Regions from separate parts of the Homo sapiens genome. Here all the other regions are linked to region 3. The links are chromatin contacts, found by Hi-C or POLR2A ChIA-PET in ENCODE. All regions are on one chromosome and are shown on one strand. Each heading gives the region's core, a stretch centred on a gene start or an enhancer-like site at or near the end of the contact. The rest is flanking DNA. Distances are from core to core; before and after follow the strand shown.

Region 1 (2,700 bases), core at 99-2,598, 980 kb after region 3:
AGGCTAACTGAGGGGAAGGGATGGGAAGGCAGATTAAGAAGTGTTAGCAACCTGTTAACACCCTTGACATATTCAGAGGCTTGAAAGAAAATGGGAAGAATAACTTTCTCTTTCGGTGTAATTTAATGCTGTCTCTGTTCTCCCTAAAATCACCTGCATTTTACTGCAACCACCCATTTATCACTCAACGGCGCTAGATGCTGCCAGTAAACCAATGGACCAGATAAGCACAGCCTCTGCCCCTACAGACTCTCAGTCGGCTGGAGGAAAAACATAAGCAACCTGGGAATGGCTATAAAATGTCATTGCTTAAGAAAATAGTTTGTGGCCGGGCGTGGTGGCTCACGCCTGTAATAGCAACATTTTGGGAGGCCGATGCGGGCGGATCACCTGAGGTCAAGAGTTCGAGACCAGCCTGGTCAAAAGATGAGTTCGAGACTAGACTGGCCACCTCTTCAGTAGAGCTGGTGAAGCCCCGTTTCTACTAAAAATACAAAAATTAACCGGACGTGGTGGCATGCGCCTGTAGTCCCAGCTACTCCTGAGGCTGAGGCACCAGAATCGCTTGAACCTGCCTGGGAGGGGGAGGTTGCAGTGAGCCAAGATCACGCCACTGCACTTCCGCCTGGGCGACAGAGCGACACTCAGTCTCAAAAAAACTAGTTTGTGTTTTGGAGCCTCTCACTTCTCCAGCGTCCCCGATACGCCCGGGGATTGCAGAGAACCCACACCTATTCGTAGATTATGAGAGTAGGAGCAAATTAATGATTTATAGTCTTTTCAAATTTTTTTTTTTAACAGAAAAAGAGTAGGGAGTTGAAAGTAATGCTGTTTTTTTCCAGGCACTCCCGGGGACCCAGCGCGGCGAAGCCCGCCAGGATCGCGGGCGACCTGTGGCAGCTCTGGTTCCCCCGCCCGGGCCCGGCTCGGGTTACGCTCTGGGCGGGGACTCCGCAGCGGCTCCCTAGTTAGGGGGCGCCCCGGTGGGTTCCAGCTTTAGGGGTCGCAGGAGCGGCTCTGGCATCACCTCGGAGCTGACGAAGCGGGAAGAGCCCCGCACCAGTGCTGCCCCTACAGAGCTCTCGGCGGGGGGTGGAGGTGAGGTTACACCTCGTCCCTACCCCCGCCTTCCCCTCCGCCGCAGGGATCCGGGACCCGCCCCCGCGGAGAGGACGGGGGGCTGCGGGGAGGGGCTGTGCGGGGAGCGGGCGGGTTCCGCAGGCCCCTAGGTGGGGCGGGGCCCGAGCCAGAGTCGAGTCCCTGAGGCGGGTGGGGGAAGGAGAGACGGGTGGCGCGACCCTCTGTCCCCGCCTCGGGGCGGAGCCCAGGTCCCAGCCTGCGGAGCGCGAGACACGCCGAAATCCGCCCGAGGCTACCTGTGCGACTCCAGCCGCCCTGCACCGGAATCTGGGGAGACCCGCCCCCCGCCCCACCGGTCTGCGGCCCTCCGCCCCAGCGCAGGTGCAGGTGCGGCTTCTCTGCCCCTTTCACCCCAGGCGCATCCGCCGCGGCGGCCATGGCGCGAGGAGACGCCCCGCGGGACAGGTGAGTGGGCCCGGGTGCGTTGCAAGTGGCCGGGGGCGTTGCAGACCCGCTCCCTGAAGGCGCTCCGAGGCTCAGAGAAGACCGGATCGAACTACAATTCCCATCAGCCGACTCCCTCGGCCGCCGGAACCGGGGTGATCGGGGTTGTAGTCCGCTCCGGAGGGGGTGGCCTGGGAGGCGGGAGGGCCTGCGGAGGCGGGTGCGTCCTCGGGGTGACCTTCCCACCGATCCCCACAGCTACCACCTGGTCGGGATCAGCTTCTTCATCCTGGGGCTGGGCACCCTCCTTCCCTGGAACTTCTTCATCACCGCCATCCCGGTGAGACTCCTGGCGGCGTGGCAGCCTCGTGGCCACAGCCAGCACCCCTCCCTCCAGCCCTTTGGATGAAGCTTAGCGGGCGCTTCCTCACCGCGCACCTGTGACCCCTCGTTGAGCTCATTATGGGCTGAAGCTCGGAGAGGGGAATGCTTCCCCCGTGGCTAGGAAAGTAGAACTTCAGCAATGCCCACATCTCAGAGGGGCAAGGCCACCAGCCCACAGGGTCTGGAATGAGCAAAGGCGCTGCCACCCCTCTCTGTGTGTCGTTATTCCTGAGTCAGTCACCCCAAAAGTCGGTTATCGAACGTTTGATTTTCTTTGAAATACCATGAATTTCATTCATTCACTCATTCATTCAACAAACTTTTTTTTTTTTTTTTTTTTTGAGACAGAGTCTGGCTCTTTCGCCCAGGCTGGAGTGCAGTGGCGCCATCTCGGCTCACTGCAAGCTCCGCCTCCCGGGTTCACGCCATTCTCCTGCCTCACCCTCCCGAGTAGCTGGGACTACAGGCGCCCGCCGCCACGCGCGGCTATTTTTTTTTGTATTTTTAGTAGAGACGGGGTTTCACCGTGTTAGCCAGGATGGTCTCGATCTCCTGACCTCGTGATCCTCCCGCCTCGGCCTCCCAAAGTGCTGGGATTACAGGCGTGAGCCACCGTGCCCAGCCTCATTCAACAAACTTTTAATGTGCATCTACTGTGGAGCAGGCACTGGGGACACAGGAGGAAACAGCAGGGAGGCTCTTCAGGGAAGGCAGAAATGTGGGGTTTGCATTGTCTTTGGGACCGGGTTATTCATCTGTATTCACTGCAACAACTTTGCAAATGCTTCTTGG
Region 2 (2,700 bases), core at 67-2,566, 650 kb before region 3:
ACTTTCTCATCATACTGTGTAATGATGCTGGTGTCTGCCATCTGAGAACGGCCCCCGCCATAGCCATACTCTCCCACCTCCTCCCTGCCCCTGCGCCTCGGGCCCTGCCCTCTCTTCGGCTCCTTTCCTGTCTCCCACTTCCAGCCACCCACCTGCATGAATCCACCTGTCTGTTCCCCACATCTGCACTTGGGCATCGTCACCTGGAGAAAGTTCTACCTCCTGGAAGCCTGAAGCCACTGCAGATTCACGCCTCCCCCCACCTTCCCAGCAATCCTTGCGGGGTGGGAGGTGTTTGTCATCCAGTCACTCATGCACCCATCCAGTCACAAGTATTGATCACTCAGTAGGTGCCCAATGCCATCCTCTGCATTTGGGAGAGGATGTACCTAAAGAGCAGTGGGTGGAGGGGGGTGCACAGGGAGGGCATGGAAAACCAGAAGGGAAGTGAAGGGACTGCATTCTCTGCAGGGATGGTCTCTTGTTCTGAGAGCTGAGTGGGAAGGAAGCCACCTGGGAGGCGCAGCAGGAAGAGCATTCAAACCAGAAGGAACCCAGGGGAGAGAATCTGGATATTTTCAAAAGTGGCCCCGTGGCTCCAGCCAGGTCGGTGGTAGCCAGTGCTTTGGAGTGTCGGCCCCACCACAGGCTCCCGCTGCAGCCCGGGATCCAGTGCCCAGCAGGATGGGGGCAGGTGGCTCTGGGCCCCACTACATGGTTGTGGCAGGGTCCCCCATGTAGTTCAGTGGGGATCACAATCTCCACCTCCCAGGACCCACTCAAGCTCCCATTTGCACAGCCCAAACTGGAGCAGGATGGGGACATGGGAGGTGGGCTCTGGCTGTAGCGTCCGGTGGTGGGAGGTGGGGTCCAGGTGGTGACGCTACTGTCCCTGCAGTGCTCTTTGATGAGCTGTAACAGCAGGCTTGGAGGTGGGGCTGGGGACGACCCAGGCAACCCTGAGGGGAGCTTAAGGGAGCCAGGCAACCCTGGCACTTTTCCAAGGCTTTGCATTAACTCAATAGTTCCGCCATGGCCCCGGGGGTAGTGCCATGTATTTCTGTTTTACCGTCGAGGAAACGGAGGAAACCGAGGCACAAAGAAATGGAGTTAATTCCTAAAGTCACAGGGCCAGGAGGTGGCTGAGTGGGGATTCGAACTCACACCCCAGAGGGCACACACAGGCAGGCCCCTGCACACACGCGCGCGCGCGCGCGCACACACACATACACACACACGTGTCCTGGAGGAGGCGGCCCGCAGGGCGGGACAGGGCGGGGCGGGGGCAGGTCCCGGCCGCCGGGAGGAAGTGGCCGGGCGGTCGCAGGGACTCCGGGGCGACCGCCGCGAGTCCGCAGTAGTTCGGGCCATGGAGGCGGAGCCGCCGCTCTACCCGATGGCGGGGGCTGCGGGGCCGCAGGGCGACGAGGACCTGCTCGGGGTCCCGGACGGGCCCGAGGCCCCGGTGAGCGGGGACCCGGAGTGCGAGGCGCGGGCGTCCCCTGTGGGCCAGGGTCCCCCCGGCGGGGGCGGGGCGGGCCGGGGGGCGGCGGGCACCGGGGGACACGGGTTCGGGGCGCGATCGCGGGTGCGAGCGGCGTGCGTGGCTCGCAGCTGGACGAGCTGGTGGGCGCGTACCCCAACTACAACGAGGAGGAGGAGGAGCGCCGCTACTACCGCCGCAAGCGCCTGGGCGTGCTCAAGAACGTGCTGGCTGCCAGCGCCGGGGGCATGCTCACCTACGGCGTCTACCTGGGTAGGTGCCGCTCGGGGACCCGGGGCCGCCCCGCCCGCTCCCAGCCCGGCCCGGGAAACAGAAACCGCGGGCCGCCGCCTCCCGCCCGCTCTCACTTCCCCTCCGCTGCCCTCGCAGCTGCAGCCACGGCCCCCCGCGGCGGGGGTGGGGTTGGGGGGTCAAGTAGCGCAGCGTCCCCGGGTCCCAGCCAGAGCCTCGGTGTGGGTGGGGGACGGGGGTCCGGGCTCCCGGACAGACCTGCCACCGTCAGAATTGGAGGCCGGCGGAGCAAGGCGGGTGGGGGTCTGGGCTTAGCTGGCCAAGTGGCCGCGGGCTGGCAGAAGGCGTGGCGCAGCCCGGGAACCCCGCTGTCCTGAGGGGCGCTGTCAGCGGGAATGCCTTCGGTGATTGGAGCTCCCTGCGAGGCCTGCATGCCGTCTTCTGCTCGGTGGCGCCCAAAGCTAGGCTGCTCCCTGCACGCCGCTCTCTGTCCTGTCCCCAGGCCTCCTGCAGATGCAGCTGATCCTGCACTACGACGAGACCTACCGCGAGGTGAAGTATGGCAACATGGGGCTGCCCGACATCGACAGCAAAATGCTGATGGGCATCAACGTGACTCCCATCGCCGCCCTGCTCTACACACCTGTGCTCATCAGGTGGGCGCGGCTGCTCCTGTGGGATGCTGCGGTACTCCCATTTCGGAGGGGTACAGAGGCCGGCGGGCCAGGAGGTGTCCATCTGCCGGGGTGTTTGTGGGGCGAGGGAACAAGGGAGAGGTTTTTTTCTACCCGGAAGCCTGAGAGTGAAGGGGGTGAAACTCGGATTTGGGGAAGGAAACAGGAACTTTGCCTCAGGGCACATTTGGTTTCCAGCAACAGATTCACACGGGCTGAGCTCCCTCCCAGCTTGCCTGGGCCTCACGTGGCACCCTCCTCGTGGCCTCCTTGGAGGCCTCCCAGAGCCAC
Region 3 (2,700 bases), core at 150-2,649:
CCAGACCCCAGAGCAGGGAAAGGAGGAGGCAGAGGCCTCTGAGCAGGCAGCAGCCCAGGAGTCTGTGCCCCACCCTCCCAGTATCCCTGGAAGGAAGAACCGGATGGGATCTCTGGAGGGTGATTAGAGCTGGGCTGGTCCCTGTGCTGGTTCCCAGACTCCCACTGGCCAGTACTTTTGCCTCCTGCCAGGAAGTTGGTGAGGGGGAGGCAGCAGTATGGGTGAGTCAGTGATGACAGGAGCCCAAGGGACAAAGGTCATGGGTGGAGAATTGAGAGACATTGTTTACAGCAGTCCACCTCCTCCAGGAGGCCTTCCAATGCTAATCATCCCTGTGGTCCTAACCAATCTCTGACCCACCCTTTCCCTCTTCTGGTAGGAATTATAGCCTCTCACTGACAACTGTGCATCTGTCTGCCTTGTGACAGTGAGCTCCTGGGGTGCAAGAGAGACTGTGGTTTGATTGGGGCCCTACAATGCCTGTGACTATCAGCAGTGATAATCATTTAGCTATACTTCCTACTTTCAAAAACTTTTTGACATCTATTTTAATTAACATGTGGGAAAGTGCTTAGAACAGTACTTGGCACATGGTACGTGCAATGAGTGTTAGGTTTATTATTAATATTTTCTGCTCAGACTCACATTATTGTGAGAGACAGGGCAGATTTTGCCAGTGAAGAACTAGGGATCCAAACACATTGTGGTGGGGGGACCAGACCCTTGCTCTGCCTTCCTACTCAGTATGGAATCTTCCTGACTGGTGGGGCGGGCCGGACACGACTTGGGACCCCAGGAGAGTCAAAACGGCAAACACTTACTCGGACTAAGAGTGGGCAGCATCTTTGGGCACAGACTGTGAGAAAGGAGGTTTCAGAACCCATGGGCTTCTCCAGCCAGGTCTCCTGGGGCCAGTGGGGGTTGGGTGGGAGCCGGGAAGGGGCCTGGATTAGCCCAAACTCTCTTCAGACCTCCAGACCTGCCCCCACAAGGCGGGGCGGGCCAAAGGACCGAGTGAAGGCTCCAGCTGGACTCTAGGGAGTTACAAACTGGCCACGGGGATTAGCGAAGCTGAAAAGAACATTTGCCTAGGAAGGGAAAACGGGAAGTGAGAGGCTGAAGATAACTCTCCTGAAGTCTCTCGGGACCCACAGCAGACCAATGGGGGCCGGGGAAGGTGGTGAAGTCGGGGCATCCCGACAGGTCCCCCGCCCCAGCCTGCCCCTCCTCCCGCGGCCCACAGCTGAGGCACCGCCCCGCCCCTCACCCTACACTGCCTACCATTGGCTAGCGCCAGGGCCCCGCCCCGCATAGGCGGCCTGCCATTGGCTGAAGTCTTTCCTGTTTGCGTGCTTTTGGGGGTGGGGGAGGCGTCCCTCCCTGGACCCCGGCGACTTCCTCTCTCGGTTTGTCTGGGTCATCTTGTCTGCCCGCCGCTGGCCTGGCCCCGTCTGTCTCTCTCAGCAGCTGTCTTTCTCGCGCCCACTGGCCGGTCTCTCCTCTTCCCCGCAGTTGCCTCCTTCTCTGCCTGCCTGGGTGGCCGCCATGGGCCGGAAGCGGCTCATCACTGATTCCTACCCGGTTGTGAAGAGGAGGGAGGGGCCCGCTGGGCACAGCAAGGGGGAGCTGGCACCCGAGCTAGGTCTCTGAGGTGTGAGGGAGGCAGGAGGAGTGGACACGGAGGGGCCTAGAGGAGGCCCCTAGAGGGGCGGAGGGGCCGATGGAAAGGGAAAGGTGGCCTGTCCTCCCCTCCCGACACCAGGTCTAGCTGCGGGGTGGCAGAGGCAAAGCGGTGGTGAGGAAGGCTGGGAGGTGAGGGGCAGGAGACTGAAGCCAACCTCGTACTGAAGAGCAGCTGTCATTGCAGGGGAGGAGCCCCAGCCCCGCGACGAGGAGGAAGCGGAGCTGGAGCTGCTGAGGCAGTTTGACCTGGCCTGGCAGTACGGGCCCTGCACCGGTGAGAACCCACCCAGCCCCACGGAGGCGCCTCTCCCAGCCAGTCACCCACACGTCTCTGAAGTCACCCAAGCGCTTGCGTGACTCTGACCCTCAGGAACTGTCTCCCCCCAACACACACATTCTCCAGCTCAGACTCTACCCCACCCCCCACAAGTCTCCAGAGTCTTCTTCCCACCCTGGCAGGGATCACACGGCTGCAGCGCTGGTGTCGGGCCAAGCAGATGGGCTTGGAGCCTCCCCCAGAGGTGTGGCAGGTGCTGAAGACCCACCCCGGAGACCCCCGCTTCCAGTGCAGGTCAGAGACAGGCCGGGAGGGCTTTCAGGGGAGCCAGGGCCTTCTCCAGGCACTGTCACCCTGCTGTCCTGACCTGAGGGAGAAATGGATGGAGGGTTGGAAGGCCTTGCTGAACAGGCAAGAAGATTCTATGAGGTGCCTGGCTCAGGAGGACACGCCACTATAATAATTCTTTTTTTTTGAGACAGAGTCTTGCTCTGTTGCCCAGGCTGGAGTGCAGTGGCGCGATCTCGGCTCACTGCAAACTCCGCCTCTCGGGTTCACGCCATTCTCCTGTCTCAGCCTCCCAAGTAGCTGGGACTACAGGCGCCCGCCAACACGCCCGGCTAATTTTTTCTATTTTTAGTAGAGACAGGGTTTCACCGTGTTAGCCAGGATGGTCTTGATCTCCTGACCTCGTGATCCCACCCACCTCAGCCTCCCAAAGTGCTGGGATTACAGGCGTG

What was found. A loop is a pair of places that touch in the nucleus more often than their neighbours do. ChIA-PET counts read pairs that join two places held with the same protein, here RNA polymerase II (POLR2A). Pooled maps may share reads with other maps.
Region 1: a loop to region 3 is called in a pooled map, with 23 times the contacts of the local background. The contact joins the promoter of SLC29A2 here to the promoter of POLD4 in region 3. A Hi-C loop is called at or near these places in 3 of 50 pooled maps. POLR2A ChIA-PET finds 5 or more read pairs at or near these places in 2 of 52 experiments (A673 and WTC11).
Region 2: a loop to region 3 is called in a map with no recorded cell type, with 6 times the contacts of the local background. The contact joins the promoter of UNC93B1 here to the promoter of POLD4 in region 3. A Hi-C loop is called at or near these places in 1 of 37 single-sample maps with no recorded cell type and 2 of 50 pooled maps. POLR2A ChIA-PET finds 5 or more read pairs at or near these places in 1 of 52 experiments (PC-9).

What each region holds. Positions count from the first base shown.
Region 1 is chr11:66,370,408-66,373,107 of GRCh38, reverse strand. SLC29A2 (solute carrier family 29 member 2) reads left to right here and starts at 1,348. Exons shown (of 12, transcript NM_001532.3): 1 at 1,348-1,545; 2 at 1,783-1,864. The coding sequence starts at 1,517. RefSeq lists a silencer at 893-1,652.
Region 2 is chr11:68,002,713-68,005,412 of GRCh38, reverse strand. UNC93B1 (unc-93B1 regulator of TLR signaling) reads left to right here and starts at 1,316. Exons shown (of 11, transcript NM_030930.4): 1 at 1,316-1,465; 2 at 1,615-1,756; 3 at 2,238-2,391. The coding sequence starts at 1,370. RefSeq lists enhancers at 273-815, 816-1,359, 2,264-2,313, 2,414-2,463, 2,564-2,700 and silencers at 1,194-1,493, 1,554-1,963.
Region 3 is chr11:67,352,245-67,354,944 of GRCh38, reverse strand. POLD4 (DNA polymerase delta 4, accessory subunit) reads left to right here and starts at 1,399. Exons shown (of 4, transcript NM_021173.5): 1 at 1,399-1,642; 2 at 1,868-1,957; 3 at 2,143-2,254. The coding sequence starts at 1,546. All of the region lies in intron 2 of LOC100130987 (a long non-coding RNA gene), which reads right to left. RefSeq lists a silencer at 1,082-1,331 and enhancers at 1,512-1,561, 1,555-2,136, 2,137-2,700.